Regions from separate parts of the Homo sapiens genome. Here region 1 is linked to region 2. The links are chromatin loops, found by intact Hi-C in ENCODE. Cell type or tissue: natural killer cell. All regions are shown on one strand. Links, peaks and the distances in the headings refer to the core of each region. The heading gives the core; the rest is flanking DNA. Region 1 overlaps DST (dystonin). Region 2 has its middle 110 kb from the start of COL21A1.

What was found. Hi-C counts contacts between places; a loop is a spot of excess contacts. Peaks named below come from ENCODE experiments on the same cell type or tissue, not always from the same donor. Only the 100,000 strongest peaks of a DNase experiment are listed, where the experiment ranks them.
Region 1: a loop joins it to region 2, with 16 times the contacts of the local background. A loop is called at or near these places in 103 of 110 quality-filtered maps.

What each region holds. Positions count from the first base shown.
Region 1 is chr6:56,590,855-56,599,970 of GRCh38, forward strand. DST (dystonin) reads right to left here. Exons shown (of 104, transcript NM_001374736.1): 46 at 7,622-7,855; 47 at 6,886-7,152; 48 at 2,809-3,339; 49 at 1,328-1,504. Among named protein-coding and RNA genes, the nearest start is that of DST-AS1, 250 kb to the right of the region's middle. RefSeq lists an enhancer at 3,037-3,296. In natural killer cell, for the core only: CTCF peaks have their summits at 4,816 (motif pointing left) and 5,026; DNase peaks (open chromatin) are centred at 4,037 and 4,827.
Region 2 is chr6:56,354,518-56,363,633 of GRCh38, forward strand. It overlaps a transcript of COL21A1 not described here. Among named protein-coding and RNA genes, the nearest start is that of COL21A1, 110 kb to the left of the region's middle. In natural killer cell, for the core only: CTCF peaks have their summits at 4,899 (motif pointing right) and 5,102; a DNase peak (open chromatin) is centred at 4,914.

The DNA.
Region 1 (9,116 bases), core at 3,876-6,375, 240 kb after region 2:
TGATATTAACCTGCCACATTTCACCCGGGTATGACTTAGCTTTCCAGAGTTGTCAATCTCAGGCAATACCTAACTTTAAGCTTGCCCAGCAGGGTACCTGTTTCCCGTGCTAACAGCACAATTTTTCGACTCTGTAAATAATATGCAATTAACTTCTGAAAGACAGCTGTCTAACTGGCAATCCTGTGTTTATTTTCTAGCTGTAGCAGTAATAACCTACTATTATTAACCTGTGAAATGGAATCATATAATAGATTGATGGAATGAAACTTTTAAACTCAAAATTATTGGTCACATTAGTTCTCATCCTTTACTTTAGAATTTTAAAATAAGTTTTACATTATAAAAATAGATTTAAGAACTCTCCACCACTGTATGACTGAGAATCGCACTGTTATGCAGTTTTGACACCAAGCCTGTATTTCTGAAAGAGCAGGTGGACTTTTTGAGAACTGTATTGAGTAATTATTCAAGTTTGTATCTCTATGAATCATGAAGATATTCAGTAAGAACCCTAATCCTGGTCCTTAGAACCGCTGAATATGATGGTAGCATCCCTTCTTCCCTTCCAACTGTCCATTCCTTAACAAATATTTATTGAGTACCAACTTTGGGCCAGGTAATATTCTAGGTGCTGTGAATACAGCAATGAATAAAGCAGACAAAGACACGTGTTCTTGTGGAGCTTAATTCTAATGGAGGAAAAAACAGTGAACAAGATAAGTAAGTATAAAGATAAATAAGTGGCCAGGAAAATACTGAGTTTTGTTTGGGGATGGAGGGGCACGTCACAAGCCATAACAGCAATGTCAAACCTGTTAAGAAAACATCAGGAAGGCTGGGCGCGGTGGTTCACACCTGTAATCCCAGCACTTTGGGAGGCTGAGGCAGGTGGATTACCTGAGGTCAGGAGTTCAAGACCAGCCCAGCCAACATGGCGAAACCCCGTCTCTACTAAAAATACAAAAATTAGCGCCTGTAGTCCCAGCTGGTGGCGGGCGCCTGTAGTCCCAGCTACTTGGGAGGCTGAGGCAGGAGAATCACTTGAACCCAGGAGGCGGCAGTTGCCGTGAGCTGAGATCACACTACTGCACTCCAGCCTACACGATGGAGTGAGACTCCATCTCAAAAAAAAAAAAAAAAAAAAAATTCGGAAAAAAAAAGAATGTACTGTGGAGAAATAGAGTCAAAACTACCTCTGGAGGCAGAAGTATACTTTTCACATCATTTGTTCCCCTCTCTTAGCTGAAACTATCACAAAAGTGTGAGAAATTGGAAGCCTTTCAGTAAGACTACTGGAAATGTGGATCTTTCTCTCGCTTTTTACCTTGGTCTCTTCTAATTGCCTTTGAAGATTTTTGGGGTCCACCGCAATAGGTTCAGATAAGTGTTTGCTCGCTGTGGCCTCACAGGCCTGGAGTCCAGCAAGAAGTCCACATGAAGCATCTTCATAGTGTTGATATTTATCCACCAGATCTTTAAGATTATTTCCAAGAACATTGCACTAACAATCAAAAGAGAAAAGGGGTAGGAGATTAAAACCCACTATTTTCATATGCATCAAATAATCTTAGGACCTATAAAATATGTAACTTGGAAAAAAAACCAGACTTCCACCAAAGTTAATAAAAACTCTGTTGGGCTAAGATTTCCTCCTTTATATGAAGAGGTACCCTATAAGAAGCCAAAAAGTAACCATAAAATAAAGAGATAGTTCTGGATTTATACCAATTCAAAAACATATTTACAAGAGCTGAGTCTTAACATAGAATAAAAGATAAAGACATCAATCATCAGAGGAAGGAGATTTTGATACACCATGTGTATAGATATCGATTTGATGGAAGGGTTTTAAAGGTGCTTAATAAATTTCTATATGTTGCACAAGTTAATTAACAAAAGGAAGACAAAGAGTCTATATTAGAATGGAGCAAAGTCCAAGAGCCAGTGATGGTCTTTAAATCATTTATGCAACTTGGCAAGTCTGTTCAGATTATATTACAAACCAGTAAATATTTTCTTAGATTTTTTTTTTTCAAAAAAAACCTTTTACTTGACCACAGAAGTAAAACAAGCAAAACAGTCTTTTATTCATTAAGTATTAAAATAACATACTGATCAAATATACAAGACAAACACCTGCAGTGTTTGTGAAGAGGATAATCTGAGATGAAACCAGTTCCCAAGCTTGAGAGGCTGCAAGCATCTGTTTTTGCTTAGAGTCAATGCACAACCGCCATCTTGTGGTCACACTGGATATTAGAGCATTTGAGAGCTGGGACTTCTGGAAATCATGCTCTCAAAAACTAAAGTAACTTTAAGTTTCTCATATTTAAATACATTGTTCAGAAGTAAAGCAGGTGAATAAGATAGAGAGAAGGCTGGGCACTGTGGCTCATGCCTGCAATCCCAGCACTTTGGGAAGCCGAGGTGAGCGGATCACGAGGTCAGGAGATCGAGACCATCCTGGCTAATACAGTGAAACCCCATCTCTACTAAAAACAGAAAAAAAATTAGACGGGCGTGGGGGTACATGCCTGTAGTCCCAGCTAGTCGGGAGGCTGAGGCAGGAGAATTGCTTGAACCTGGGAGGCAGAGGTTGCAGTGAGCCGAGATCACGCCACTGCACTCCAGCCTGGGCGACAGAGTGAGACTCCTTCTCAAAAAAAAAAAAAAAAATAGAAGTAGGCTAAAGCTACCTTTTCCTCCTGTTTTGGATTTTAGGTTTCTTGCCTCTTGTTCCAAAACTATAATTGAAAACTATAATTGCAGATTGACTTTTCCCTTAAAAAATCAAAATAACATTACCTTAGAGTAGAGAGACCTGAACCGATCAGTAGCATGATCCAACTTGCGCTGCACTTCTCTGTGGGTTGCAGAAGTATCAACCTTGCCACCGTCTCTCTTGCTGCAAGATTTGGCAGCTTCCAACACTCTGTTTCCAGAAATTGTGATGTATCTCAAGTCACCTTTGTGAGAAATAACGTCTTCTGAGAAACTCTTCTGCCTCTTCAATTTGGTCATTAAACCATTGATGTCATCTGCACCTGCCTCCAGGTTTTCAAGTTCTTGTTCTGACTGCTGTAGCCAGTGCTCAAACTCGGTATAGTCAGCATCAAACTTTTCTAATTCTTCCTGCAGAGAGTGAGTTAACTTCATTTTCTTCTCTGACTCAGCCAGTGCAGTTTCATAATGCACTTTCAGTTCCTTCATGTTCTTTTGCAGTTTCTCTTTTTCTTCAGGAGAGAGATACTGACCCTGTTTCTCAAGCAACACTTGTGCAGACTGAGTGGCTATGATCACTGCTTGGTGCTGAGAGATGATCTTCTCGTGTTGGGCCTATGTGAAAACAAATTGATCATAATCTTCAAGCAGTAACGGGGTAACACCTGCAGGGAGCTCCTTGCCGCCTCAAGACTGACAGGTTTCAATGATCTACAGGGCTACAACTTGCTTCTCATTCCCCTTTTCAAGCTATACCGTACTCCCTTTTATTGGTGGATTTCAGAATAACAAGGCATTTTGAGCATGCTAATCTTATTTTAAAGAAAATTTCCAATCTTCTCTATGTACTTAATCAGATAGGACAGACACCATTTTTCAGAAGTTTAGAAAAACCAATTTCTATTCCAATTTTAAAATAAGTGTCTATAATCTGATCTCATTTTATTCCCTGCTTTCTCACAACTACCCAAAAAAGAATGTCTTTACCTAATTTTTGGACAAACAAGTATAATATTTTTTATTACGAAATGATCCTGGAAAAACTTTTAAATAGGGAAAAAGAATCTGTAACTTTAAGCTTTAAAAAGGTTTCAAAAATAACTAAGCAAGAACACTGTACATTCAGAGAAGCCCAATGGACATTAGAGAAGCAGATATAATAAAAGAGAATCCTGGAGCTACTCAGCTTCACTGGGCCTCAGTTTCCTGCATGTGAAAATGGAGACAATAACTCCTACACATCACAGGTTGCTGTTAAGGAGTACATGAGATCACATATGTAGAGCACTTCCTGCAGAGCTGGGCATGTGCCAGAAATTCAAATCCACTCTGAAGGCAGGAAGGCAGGGCTCCCAGGCAGGTGTGCTGCAGGCAAGTCACAGGTGTGCAGAGCTACTGATCCCCTCAGTCTTCAGGGAAGCAGGGAGGCATCAGGTAGGTGAAGTCCCTTTCCCTCCAGCCATAAGCATCTTCTTCCATTCACCCCAATTTGCCATACAAGTGTGGCAAAAAGGATACTAATCCTTCTGGGCAATTTCCCACATTTCTTATAATGGCTTACATGGAGCCAAATGACCCGCTCCCATTACCCCAGAGCCCCTTTTATTACCTCCAGATTCTTTGCTGCTCCCACCCTTACCTCCATCCCCACCCTGGTAAACACTTTAGGAGCTTTTTCTCCTGTTGTTGTCTAGTTACAGCTCTTTCATCAGATATCTGCTTGGCTAATTGCACCCATCTCCATTGAGTCCCGTTTAAATGCTGAAAACTGGTCCCCCACCCCACACTCAACCACCCTTACCTAACTCCTTTTCTCCCTTAGTACTCACTGCCTTCTAACCTACCATATAACTTAGTTATTGTCTACTGTAACATTCTCACTAACTAGTGTGCAAGGGGGGCACAGGGAATTTATTTTGCTCACTGTGTAATCCCAAGTACTTAGAACAGTGCTGGCACACAGGAGCTGAGTAAGAATAACTCTATGCTGTGAAAAGGACTTCCTTAGAAGCACTGCTATGGGGCAGCCGTTCACTTGTAAGTCTGATCCCAATTAGTCAGCTCAGAACTGGCTCATTAACACTGGTATCCTCACTGTCTATAACAGTGCCCGCCACCTAGTGGGCACATAGTAAATATTTTTAACTAACTTCTTTCCCACAGACTTGTGTTTTTGGTATTTGAAATACATTCATATGCTACCCCCACCCCACCCCGAGAAGGGCTTTGCACAAAATAGCATGGACAGACATATGCAACACCATATAAATGATCAGATCCATCCCCTTCCTCCTACAGATGAGGACTCTTAGGCTGAAGGAAGAGAATGGCTTGGCCCAGGACATATGGGACAACTACTGAAAGCTAGACGTTCCTGGCTCAGGTGCTTTGGCCCTCTCTCCATGCTGCCAGATTAGGACTTTCTTTCTTTTATTTATTTATTTACTTATTTATTTATTTATTTATTTTGAGATGGAGTCTCGCTCTGTCGCCAGGCCAGAGGGCAGTGGCACAATCTTGGCTCATTGCAACCTCTGTTTTCTGGGTTCCAGCGATTCTCCTGCCTCAGTCTCCCAAGTAGCTGGGATTACAGGCACGCACCACCACACCCAGCTAATTTTTGTATTTTTAGTAGAGACAGGGCTTCACCATGTTGGCCAGGATGGTCTCAATCTCCTGACCTTGTGATCCACCCGCCTCAGCCTCCCAAAGTGCTGGGATTACAGGCATGAGCCACCACGCCTGGCCCAGATTAGGATTTTCTAAAGCACAGATTCCCATATTCTTTGAGGTAAAATGATCAGATGGGAAATGCCACACTGTGCCTAAAACCAAGGGCTTTCCTGTGTGATATCTTTATGTTTAAGTCTACCCACCAGTATTTCTCACTACTTTGGTCAACTTACTAACTTTTCCTGACTTCTTTGTAACTGACTCACAATGTTCCTTTAGGAATTCACTAGATTTTTCATTTTAAGAGACTTTATTTTTCATAATAAGGTCCTATAATAGCCCGTTAAAATTGTGAGCAGTAAATACTCCCATTCTTCTTCTGGTTTAATTTGTATTTTCTATAAGAACCTCACAGGGAGTACCCTATTCCAAAGATTCCAAATATGAAGGGTAGGAACAAAATAAATAGACCTGCAAAAGTTTCTGAGGTCCAGAAACCGTCTGTCAAAAGCCAAATATTGAAATAAAATGAGTGACACTTTAAAAGTAGTTCTACAGAAGTCGCCTTTGCTCTTATAGTAGCATTAATGTTAGCTTTAATTTATGTCATGGAGTAAATTGGTAGAAGGGCTTTTATATCTCTTCTCAACAATAGCCTTAACTGAATAGGTGAGCTGAGCTCAGAAAGAACTTAAGTGAGCTCAACTTAGCCTGGACACAGTGGCTCATGCCTGTAATCTCACCACTTTGGGAGGATGTGGGCGGAATGCTTGAGCCCAGGACTTCGAGAGCAGCCTGGGCAACATAGAGAGACCTCATCACTACAAAAAATACAAAAATTAGCCAGGCATGGCAGCACAGACCTGTAGTCCCAGCTACTCAGGAGGCTGAGGTGGGAGGATCAATTGGGCCAGGGAGTTTGAGGCTGCAGTGAGCCATGCTTGTTTCACTGCACTCTAACCTGGGCGACAGGGTGAGACCTTGTCTCAAAAAAAAAAAAAAGATTGTTCTCTTAGAACACAGATTCAGACTTAGCAGAGTGAACATATGGCCTAGTTTTAAATCCAAATTCCAGCCCTTTCTAGATATGTAACTTGAGAAAGCTACTTTAATACTGTCAGTTACAGTTTCCTCATCTGTAAGATGAAAATAAAAACCCCAAGGAGTAACTGGGAAGACAAAATGAGTTAAAATGGAAAGAACTTAGAAGAGTGCCCACTTTAACTGTCCTATAAATGTTAACTATTATTATTAAATCTTTATAATAATTCTACTTCACTTACATGGAGAATGCCAACTCTACAATTTATTTCTCATTATTTTTTGACTTGCTTAGAACTCTCATAATAATTTATATCTGACATGATGAACACAGAAAAAAACCTCTTTTGTCAGTAAGGTTTGAAAAGAACTCATGTGCTAGGTTATTTCTCTCTTTACCAACCTGGAAATAGAATTGAACGATATCATATGTTTATAACAACACACCTTAACTTTCTGATATTGCTGATTCAGATTCTCCTGAGTGGTTCCAACTTGCCCATCAACATCAGTCTCCAACAGGTTACCATTAACTTCATCCTCTTCTCCAATTGCTGACTTGCCATCACCTTCTTGAAAATGGGTCCCGTTCTGTTCGATTACCTGTTTGTGTTTTGTCCCTGCCCTTTCTGAGTCTTTGTCAACATTTGACAACCAGTCCAAAAGGTTTTCTATTTTGGTTTTGCTCTCTTCCAGCTGCTTCACTGCTGCTACCTGGGAAGGGAAAGTTCACAGGAGGAATTCAGAACGTGGGCCAAGGCATAGTTTTAAGACATTCCAAAAGTAAATACTTAGAACATTTTAAATTAGAATGAGGGTACTAAAAACTGACACAATTGAAAACTTAACAACTGAAATTAAACCTCAGAGCAACAGGCAGTTACTTTGAAGTTTCCCCTGTTCTTAAAAATACATTCCAAAATTTTAACTATAATTGATGAGTGATCACACATTTCACAAGAAGAAAGTTTCACAACCTCACTTAAATATTAAGAAAAAGTTAAGCAAAGCCAACTCTTCAAACCTTTTGTAGTACTTGGTCAATTATGTACCTGGAAACCCAGAATCCCATAATAATCCTTAGTGATAATCCTTATTTACTACCACTGGATATTAATAATAAATCAAGTAGCTGTTAAGCTTTTTGACATAGCAATAGTGCACCACATATTTGAATAAGGACCTTTTCAGTTTCTTCCTTGATTGCTGTTGTCACAACTTTATCCAGCTCCTTTTTAGACTGTTCTGCTTTTAAATTAAGCTGTTCACACTTTATCTTAGCTTCATTAAGTTTCTGTTCAATCAAAGCCTTATCTTCCTGTGACAGCTTTTCACCATTCTCTTTTAAGAAGTTCTCTGTGTTTTTCACTACTTCAGCCAATGCCTGTGCACTTCCTTGCATATCTTTCTGTAATTCCTTATAACACAAAAGGAAAAAATATATTTTATTAAATTATTACCTATTTAGTTCTTCCAGAGTTGTAATTCTAAAAGACAGAGTGAGTACAGAGAGAGTCTAGTATATGTAGCTTGAATAAACATATTGAGTATGTTAATTTGAGTTTCAATCACAATACTTAATATAATTTGAAACTCAAACAATATTAAAGAAAAGCATGAATTTTCATGTTTAACGAAAGAATGCAGTCAGTGAAACACTGAAAACACATAAGTATTCAGTATATGATCTATATAAATTTGCACACACCAGATTTTTTAATATTATATGAGCACATGTACAAAGGCTTGTAAATATATGCTAATATTTATTGTTTCTAAACTTTTATTTTTTAATGTGTTTATCACTCAGGATAAAAATGAACTAATTTTCCCAGTGAACTAAGATACTTTCCTTTTCTAAACACCAGAATCTGTAATATGTAATGTTTGCTTCTTTGCCTAGCTGCTAGGTACCTCAAGATTAAGATCTCTCCTTAGTAGTTATAGCTTTCCTATGTCTAGATTTTTCCATGTAGTTTTTCCTCTTCTTTTCCTCCTTTATCATGCATTTTCATTCTCTATATGATACTGAGTTTTAATATTATTTTTTCCATACTTTATTTTAATCTTCTTCAAATTTGTCTTAGAAGTATTTGAATTGAAAGAAATCCTATTAATTGAGCCATGACTATGTGACCTTAACTGTGCTAGTGACTTACACAATATTTACTTAACTTTTATAATAATGTAACAAAGTGTGACCTATGAAGAAACTGAGGCTGTGACAGACTGTTATAAAGCTAACAATGTATAGAGTCTGGAATCTGAACCAGGAGCTATCTACTTACAATGAAAATGTTCTCTGTCCTGACACCAAAATAAAGATATCTTTATCTGTTGTTACTGTTATTTTTGCCCTTTCCTTCAATAAAAAGGAACAAATCACAAGAAAGAAGGAGTAAGAAGGAGCTAAGAAAGAGAAAGAACCCAAAGTGATGGCTATTTCCTCTGATTTGCAAGTAGTAAGTAGGTTGGCCTTAAATGAATCCAAATTCTAATTCATCACACAAGGTATTTTCATTATCAAATCCCCTTTAATATTTCCTCCACTCAATATCTCTTACCAAAAAAAGTCAAAAAAATTACCTAGCTTGCTTGAAGTTGGAAATCTAACTTTTAGTATAAAGTTTAAAGCTCAAGCCCAGGGCGTCTTGGGTATGCCTTGCTTCTAAAAAGCT
Region 2 (9,116 bases), core at 3,891-6,390:
GCTGACATGACTAGATTCCCATTGGCCACAGATAGAAGAATTTAACTTGAGCATTAATGATAATAAAAATAATAAATACAATGGCTGGGCATGGCGGCTCATGCCTGTAATCCCAGCACTTTGGAAGGCCAAAGTGGGAGGACTACTTGAGTCCAGGAGTTTGAGACCAGCCTGGGCAACATGGCAAGATCCCGACTCAAAAAATGGTGTGGTATGGTGGTGCATGCCTGCAGCCCCATCTACTGCGAGGAGGATCTCTTGATCCTGGGAGGTCAAGTCTGCAGTGAACTGTGATCGCACCACTGCACTCAACCTGGGTGATGGAGTGAGACTTTCACAAATAAATAAATGAGATGATATATACAATGGAAGAAAACATATCCAACAAGTTCAAGTCTATGAAAAAAAGTAATCCTCATTGGTCACCATTGGACAGTAATAAAAAGTTCAACTTACTATTTTAAGAAAATAATTGGGCCTTTATCCTGCCATTCCTATACAAATTAAACCTCAGAGGGACTTAAGAATTGACTCAGGGGGTTCTCGTTGTAGATTATACTGGCTAATTAACTAAGAAGGAATGATAGGATTGGAATATCACCACTTTGCAATCTCTAATGAAGTATAGGTAAATGGTTACTAATATCACAAAAAGAGACAGTCATTACAAAGCTTAAGATAGAAGTACTGACACCCGCTATGGAATAGTGCTGCCAAGGGGATTGAATATGAATCTGATCATACTTCTAAATGTAACTGCCAATTTCTAGAAACACAGTGGACAGAGAAGTTCATTAATCAGCACCACACCATGGGGGTGCAATCAACAAGATTCAGACTGTGGGAAACACAAGAGCACAAATAACCAGTTTTTCAGTGAGGAAATTACAAGGAAAAAAAAGGGAGAGACGGGGTGGGGGGTAAACCTGTAGATTAAAAAGAGACCTAAGAGGTCTATCAACCAATTGTAACACATAAACCTTATTTGAATCCTGCCTCCAAAAAACCTGTAAATTATAAATGGATGAATGGATAAATTTTAAAAATCATAAAAATGTAAACATTGCTGGATATTTCACGTTATTAAGGAAATAGTGCTCATTTTTAAGGTATGATAATGGTATTGTGATTTTTAAGAGTCCTGTCTTTCAGAAACAAGTTTTTGTAGATAAAATTTCTCCAGGGGCTTGGGAAGGATGGAGGAAGCATGTAGTGATATGAATGATGCAGGATAAACCATGAGTTGAGGGTTGTTGGAGCCAGCTGATGGATCCAAAGATATTCTTATACTATTCTCTATTCTTGTTGGCAATTCCCTGTAACAATATAAAGACCTTTTCTCATCTTGTATGTTGCAATTTAAAAGAAAAAGAACTCATTACTCTCCTAAACATATATGCCCTCAACTGAGGCTCTGCCATCAAACTGAAGCTCCCAAAAAAGTGGAAGACTAGGATGCAGAAGCTGAGGAGGAAATGGATTCGGACCTTGCTGAAGCTGGGTTTTTCAATATTTCCTGAGATTCTTTATTTTGCCTAAGCTAGTTCTAATTAAATTTCTGTCATTCATTTGTAACCAATGTAATGTATTCAAGCACAATGCCAGTTTCTAAGGACATAATAGAGACCAAGAACAGAATAATGAGTTCTGTGAAGGCAGTGAGCATAGGATGCCAGGCAGCTCATGGAAGAGGCACCCAAAAGGCTTTCCAGAAGAGATGCTATTTTGTAGGAGCTGAAGTACTATAAGGGGCTAGACTGAGATGTCTCAATCTCAGCACTATTGACATTTTGGGCCTGATCATTCCTGGTTGGGGGCGGGGACAGAGAGGCAGTGATTGTCCTGTGAACTGCGACATATTTAGCAACATCCTTGGCCTCTACCCACTATATGTCAGGGGTACTCACTCCCCTCTGCCCCCCAAAGAGACAAAAAGATATTACTTCTACCCAATGTCTTCACATTAAAAACAGAGGGCTGAGTTGCATGAAATGTGGCCAACATAAAATAATGACTGCCTTATGGAATAACAACATGATTTTCTCATAAAAGGTATCCTTTGTGGCCAGATGGTGACAACTTGCAGGCAGCTTAAATTCCTTAGGCAGTTCCTTGGCACACGCCTGGGAAAATTTGTTGACACATTCTTGTTTCGATAGGATGAATCTCTTAGCCACCATTTCCTGCTGTGAAGCACTTCTCTCTGAAGAAGCTTTTGGATCTTTGCTGAAAATAATTAAAATTTCTCCATGGAGGAGCCCTGCTGCCCAATTACAAAAATAACATCAAAAGTTCAGTCTCCACAATACTGAAGCAATCACAGCAGCTTCGATGATTTTGGTACAGGAGACAATGAAAAAAATGTTATGAAATGCATCTCTATTTGTTTTTCAGAAATCAAAACTAGAGGTCAGTTACATTTTATCAGTACTTTTACACATTCTTCAGTATTCTGTGCATTTTTTTTCTGGGCCCACTAAAGACAATATATATCATAAATTTACTTCTTTGTAAATAGGATACATACCTAATACCAGGTCCCATGAACTGAAACAATCACTCCTCATTTCTTCTAATTGCTTAGAAAGGACTAACTCAAAGCAACCATTCCTCTTGCAAAGTCTGTTCTCTGTATTCTTAAATCTTCCTTTAGTGCTATAGTTTCACTGAATAATCCGTAAATTAGAGAAAACAGTATCTACCTCACAAGGTTATAATGGAAATTAAAGAGTACCACATCATACTTCACTGATTCAAAAAATTATGTCTCCCCATGTCTGACATCTCCAAAATGGAAGTGTATCTTACAATCTACAGCATCTTACAATTGCCATCCGTAAGAGTGTAGCTGCATGTAGCTATCATCGCCTGTCCATGCACAAACTCGCTAACACTGGTAGCATGACTGGAACTCAACTTCCAGTGGAGGTGAAAGAAATACACAAGACACTACACAATGTGTGAAAGTACGCATAAAATGTAAGTGGGCTCTGATTGTGATTTCTGAAAAACAAATAAAGATGAATTCCATAACATTTTTCACCACATCCTGTACCAAAATCATCAAAGCTGCCATGATTGCTTCAGGATTGTGGAGATTGATCTGTTGATGTTATTTTTGTAATTGGGCAGCAGGGCTCTGCCACGGAGAAATTTTAATTATCTTCAGCAATGACAGAAAACAATAACAAAGTTCTCAGAACCATTTGAGAAAGGAGTTTGGGTCCTGGTTATTCTCTGGAAACCTTCTGCTGACACCTCAAGAATGCTTCACGGCATGCCAAGCCTTGCAGAAGAGGTATCAGTGGCATGGGAGATAATAGGCATCTTCTAAAAAATGCTGTGCTACCCACAGAAGACAATACTGGTAGTGAAACAAGAACCTCAACAATTCTGAGTCAGAGTGATTCAGTGAAGATAGACTGAATGCAAAAAACGTTTAGAAATACCTCAATTTCTTCGTACTTACCTTTTTATACATGCACAAGAGTGATATCTGATAAAAGAATCAATGTCTAGCTAAGCCTAATACAGCTCTTTCAATATATATACAATGACATTCTATGTGATATTAAATCATTTAGCAATATTTCAGTTGCACTTTTTTTCTAAGGGGTATATAAAATGATGATGTGTCACTTTTGATACGGTTTTAGGTTTCAGGGAATGCAATATAGAGAAGGCCAAGTGCAGTGGCTCACACCTAGTCCATTCTCAACGAGATGTAGATGTTCTTGCTGTTGTTGTTAGGACTTTTTAGTTGCCAAATCTGATTGAATCAAATCAAGCAACATTTGAAGATAATCTGAAATTTTAATATGTAAAAAAAAAACCCCAAACCAAGTTTGAGACAGACGATGTTATATTACAATTTGAACATAAATGTCCTCTCTAAACAATTGATTTCACGTCTGAATTTGAATCTTCAAACGATGATTGCAAAGTGTAATTTGATTTATATCTTCCCTTCTCCTCTTTCCCTAGATCTCTTGTCTACATGGTAAAATTCAACAGCCTAAGGAGGCAGAAAGAGAAAGAAAAATAGAAATTAAAACAACTCCAACCCACTGGTATACACAATCCATAATTCAATTCTGTATGTTTTTAAGCTTCTAGCAGTTTTGATTAAATCTTGCTGGAATTTAAATTGTATCAGAAGAAAAGTTTAGCATTAAAATATGGAATTCTACCAAACATGTCCCCAAGTCAGGAGAGATACTCAAAGAATATAAATTAAAGAAGAAAGAAAAAAGCCTAAAATCTCCAAATATTCTGGAAAAGTCACATTTATTAATATTTTAAATTGCATGAAAATGCACGTTATGGTCAAATGGATAAATAGAGCTATAGGAATATGTGTAGAAGTTTTGTCTTATCCAACAGTATAATGTGGTGTATTTTCCCTTCCCAATGGTTAAAAAAAAAATTCCATTCAACAGATGTTTGGTTAAAGCTTGGCAATTTTTCTATTTTATCAATGTCACATTTTCTATCTATAATATATTGAATAATTTTTCTCAAAACTTTCATAGAATTTAGTAAGTATTTAAACTGACTATAATTCACTTCTAAAATATAATTTCATTGTCTAAAAGTTATCATAAAATACATCAGATCATTCCACACCAAAATTACTCTGTGGAAGAATTTTTCTGATAATATTTTCTGAAAACAATTTCAAATATATGATAATTATATACTTATCCAGTAACCTTAACAAGAATGCTTCAAGTTAGACTGACACGGGATTACGATTTCCTGGAACTCTGCACCAGTCACTGGGCCCCGTGGGCTCTGTTTTGTCTCCTATAGTTTGGGGATTGGAACAGATTTCCAAGGCCCCTTCAAAATGAACTATGACTAAAACACCGTCTGTGTTGTTCAGATGATTACCCACCAGAGGGCACCAAAGCACCTCACAATACCTTTCTTCAACTCAGTTCCCTGAATCAGATCATGGAAGTAGGTGGGGGTTGGTTGGTTTGGGTTTTTTTCTGTTTATGTCCTGTAATTCGTTATTACATTAATAAAGTCACATTTCAAACCTGAAAATATGAGGCAATCGGACATCTGTTATTGATTATTCTAAAGGAGACATTTCTGAGCACATGCACAAATTTATCTTTACGAGTAATGTACCCATTTTTCAGTCATGCTTAAGATTGATATATTAATGGAGGATGGAAGATAAAGACTTCCAGTCTTGACCAAGTAGTGCATTAAATTAAACTCAGTGGTTTTGGCAGAGAGATCCTTTGCAAGATTGATGTTCTATTATGTGAGTCTGAAAAGCAAGACAAAGGAGAATTGCTGGAGTCTCTGAAGTCCTATCCGTGTCCTAGATCGAAGGAAATGAAACATATTCCTTAATCTAATTTGTGATCTTCCTTCTGCAAAGAGTCATTGCAAACTGTGGAATAATAAACTAGCAAGATATGATGTGCTCAAAACATCACTGAATAATCGTATTTGCACTGCAAATAATCACATAAATGAACATTTCTATTGACCTAAAAAGAATGACAGAGAGAGGTTTTGAAGCACTGATTCTTTTTCACAGGATTTTAAATCATTCTCCTGGAATTGGAAGTCCTTGAAGATACAATGGTGATGAGAAAGCAGAAGGCTTAGACTACTAAAAGTGACAGGGGAGTGGAGGGAGGGTCGTGTCACATCTACCACCGAATAGGTTGAGCACATAAAGAGAGTAAAGCCAGTTGCATTGTGCCATGGCATCTGTTCGACTTCACACTGATGTGATGTGGACCACTTTGAAGGTTACAATAGCAGAATTCAAAATTGCAAAGTCAGGGAGAACAGATGCTAGACTCAGGGATGTGCATGATACTGAGATTATTGCAAACCCGATGAAAGACATGAACAGGCCCTTTTATTAAATATGAGAAGAGTCTAAGCCATAATAAACACTGTGAACCTGAGGACTCAGAGTGATGATGTGGTGGCAAGAGTTAACAGAAATAGAAACCAAAATGGAAGGGGATGGAATAATGCAATAGCAACAGGTAAAAACGTTTTTGCAAAAAGTTGCCAGCATGAATTTAAAAAGGCATTGAAAAGATTTAAAACCAAAATCGTGTAGGTTGACAACACCAAATACATACGGTATCTTTCCAGGGCACCATCCCTAAAATAAGTGGAAATGTATCTAAATAACAGAAATATGATTCTATAAGTCTCAGGTAGAAAGGATGCTGGAATTATTATCAGCAACAACCCTCACCTTTTTTCTTATTTGTATTTTTAGATCTAAGAATATTGGATTTAAATATTAACCAAATAGGCTGGGCGCAGTGGCTCATGCCTGTAATCACAGCACTTTGGGAGGCCAAGGTGGGCAGATCACCTGAAGTCAGGAGTTCAAGACCAGTCTGGCCATCATGGGGAAACTCCGTCTCTACTAAAAATACGAAAATAAGCCAGGTTGTGGTGACGCGTGCCTGTAATCCCAGCTACTTAGGAGGCTGAGAATCGCTCAAACCTGGGAGGTGGAGGTTGCAGTGAGCCAAGATTGCGCCACTGCACTCCAGCCTTAGTGACAGAGCAAGACTCCGTCTCAATCAATCAATCAATCAATATTAACCAAATAAAGGGCATAAGACAGCAAGTCAGAGACTTTCGGGTTTTATGATTTGCTTGTTCTGTGGTTGGGAGAGGTAACTCAAGTTTGTTGACTCTCAGTTCTCTACACTGTAAAACGAGGATGAGACTAAACTACATCCTCAAAAGCAGAGCCAGTGGGATGTCCGTCTCCTGAGTTTCTTCCATGTCATGCTCCGTCTCATAAAAGAATAACCAGGGTATTCAGTGATCATGATTTTGTTTGCAGGTTGCACAACTATTTGCTTAATTTTATTTTTAATATTATAAACATTATTGGAAAACAAGCCTAAAGTTGGAAATAACCTAAATGCTCAGTGACAAAGGATTATTTTTCATCCTTATAATCCATTCAGTGGACTATCAGGTACCTGTTTGAAATGATGTAGAAGATTATCCAGTGGCTTAAGGAAAACACTTGGTTACTACAGGAAGATAAAGAAGCTCCAAATCAGAATAACTACAATTTTGGTTTTAAAAATAATGGCACCAAAATGGTAATAATAGGAAACTCTGGTTGGCAGAATTATTTTAAATTAGGAACGAAAGATCCAAGCATAAAAAAAAATCAAAAAGTCAAAGCAGTTATCTCTGTGGGGTTATGAGTGATGGCTGCGTATGTGCGTGTGCGTGTGTGTGTGTGGTGTGTGTGTGTGTGTTCTTTTCTACAACATAAACAACACAAAGGCAACCAATATCTCTTTAAGTAGCATTTCTACTGAAGCCTGTGTAAGGAAGCACAGCTCAAAGTGTCCATGGTTCATCCACAAGGATATCAAGCATTGTTTTCAAACAGACGTAACCTTTTCCTTTGGCTCTCTGGCTGTTTGGCCTTCCATCAGGAACAGTCACCTTCCTGGTCACTAAGAGGATATGAATCAGGTCTCCAGGTTAACTGAACACAATGAGCGCTTGCCCCTGGAAACCCTTGCCCAATCCACCCCCGACCCGTCCACCATCTCCTACTACCACAGGGGCACCCTGAAATTGCCAGATGACAAACCATTGACAAGTAGCAAGTTCAGCCAAGCTAGAGAGATACTAGCAGTATAGCAAGTGAAAAAAATTATATAAAGTATGATCTCATTTATTATATTTTAAATGTATAATCGTGTCTGAAGAAAACTCACTAAAATGTTAACCATGGTTATCTCTGTGTGGTGGGACTATGAGTGCCTTAAGTTTTCTTATTTTTGCTTAGCTCTATTTTCTAAATTTTCTACAATAAGTATGTATTATTTTTTAATTTTAAATAAAATAAGTAATTTTGCCAATTTGATCAAGCCAATAATTTGGGATCCCTGATTTATAAATAGACCAGTAGGTAAAGGACTCAATGGTTTAAAATATTGAGACTTTTACTAAATTTGTTCAAATACATTTTACTAAATTTACTCAAAGTAGCAGTGGCCCCATGTTTAAGAAACGCTGATTTTGGCTCTCCCTCTGACATCTCCTTCTCGGCCTTTCCTTCAAAGATATGCTCCTCCCCCAGTCCACTTACCATGAAGACACCTCTCTCTACTTTCCACACGGGCACAACCCCTCTCATTCCTGAATTCCTGCCAGCATTTATACACAGTCTGCCTGGATCAGCCCTCCCCACTCCCACCACCTCTACCACCTAGGCCCCTCTGTTAAGAACCTCAGCAGCCTTCTCTTGTTGCTGTGCAAGTCCCTAGCTGTTTGTGTGTTTGATCCCAGGTCCCGGGCCGGTGCGTATTTGAAAACTTTATTAATTCTTCCACTTGGCAGCAAACCCTACCCCCCACGCCCACATTGCCCCTTATATTTCCAGGGCTTATCACAATGATGCCTTTCTCCCACCTTCTTTGCAACATCTCTGCCCTGAATCTCCATCAGGGCCAGGCACTACCAAAAGCCAGAAGAGACAATCAGTAACTTCTTTGGGGCATTCTTCCTAGAAACATGAATGTTTGACATCTGTTATGCACAGCCTTCAAAATGAGTGTCCTACATATGTGCCCAAGAAATGGAGAGACAAATTGTCCTCTCTAAACTCATAAACGAATGCATGATTTTGGAGAGCAAAGCTCACTTCCTAGCCTTCTGGGAACCAGGCTTAGGCCTCGTTCTCCTAAGTGTCTCAGACAGCAGAAGCAGCAGGTCATATACACGTAATAAGTATCATGTGTATGGAGCTTTTTATTTGCAGTGATTGCACACTTATCGTCTATTTTAATCTGCACAGCCCTGTGAGGTATGTTTTCATATCTTCATTTTTCTGATCTGAAAACTGAGGCTTACAGAGGTTAAGTCACTCAGCAGAGGCCACACCACTAGGAAATGATAGAATGAGACTTGAATCCAGGTCTTTGGACTCATTTAGGTGGTCCTGTTGTGCCACAGATCACTGTGGGAGCCATTTTGAGGTCAGTCACCCTGTGGCATTACCAGGTGATTGTGTGTTTCAGAAGATTTGCTTCATCCAGAGATAAGTGAAGTTCCTAGGAGGGGCCATCAGGACTGAGAGGGAG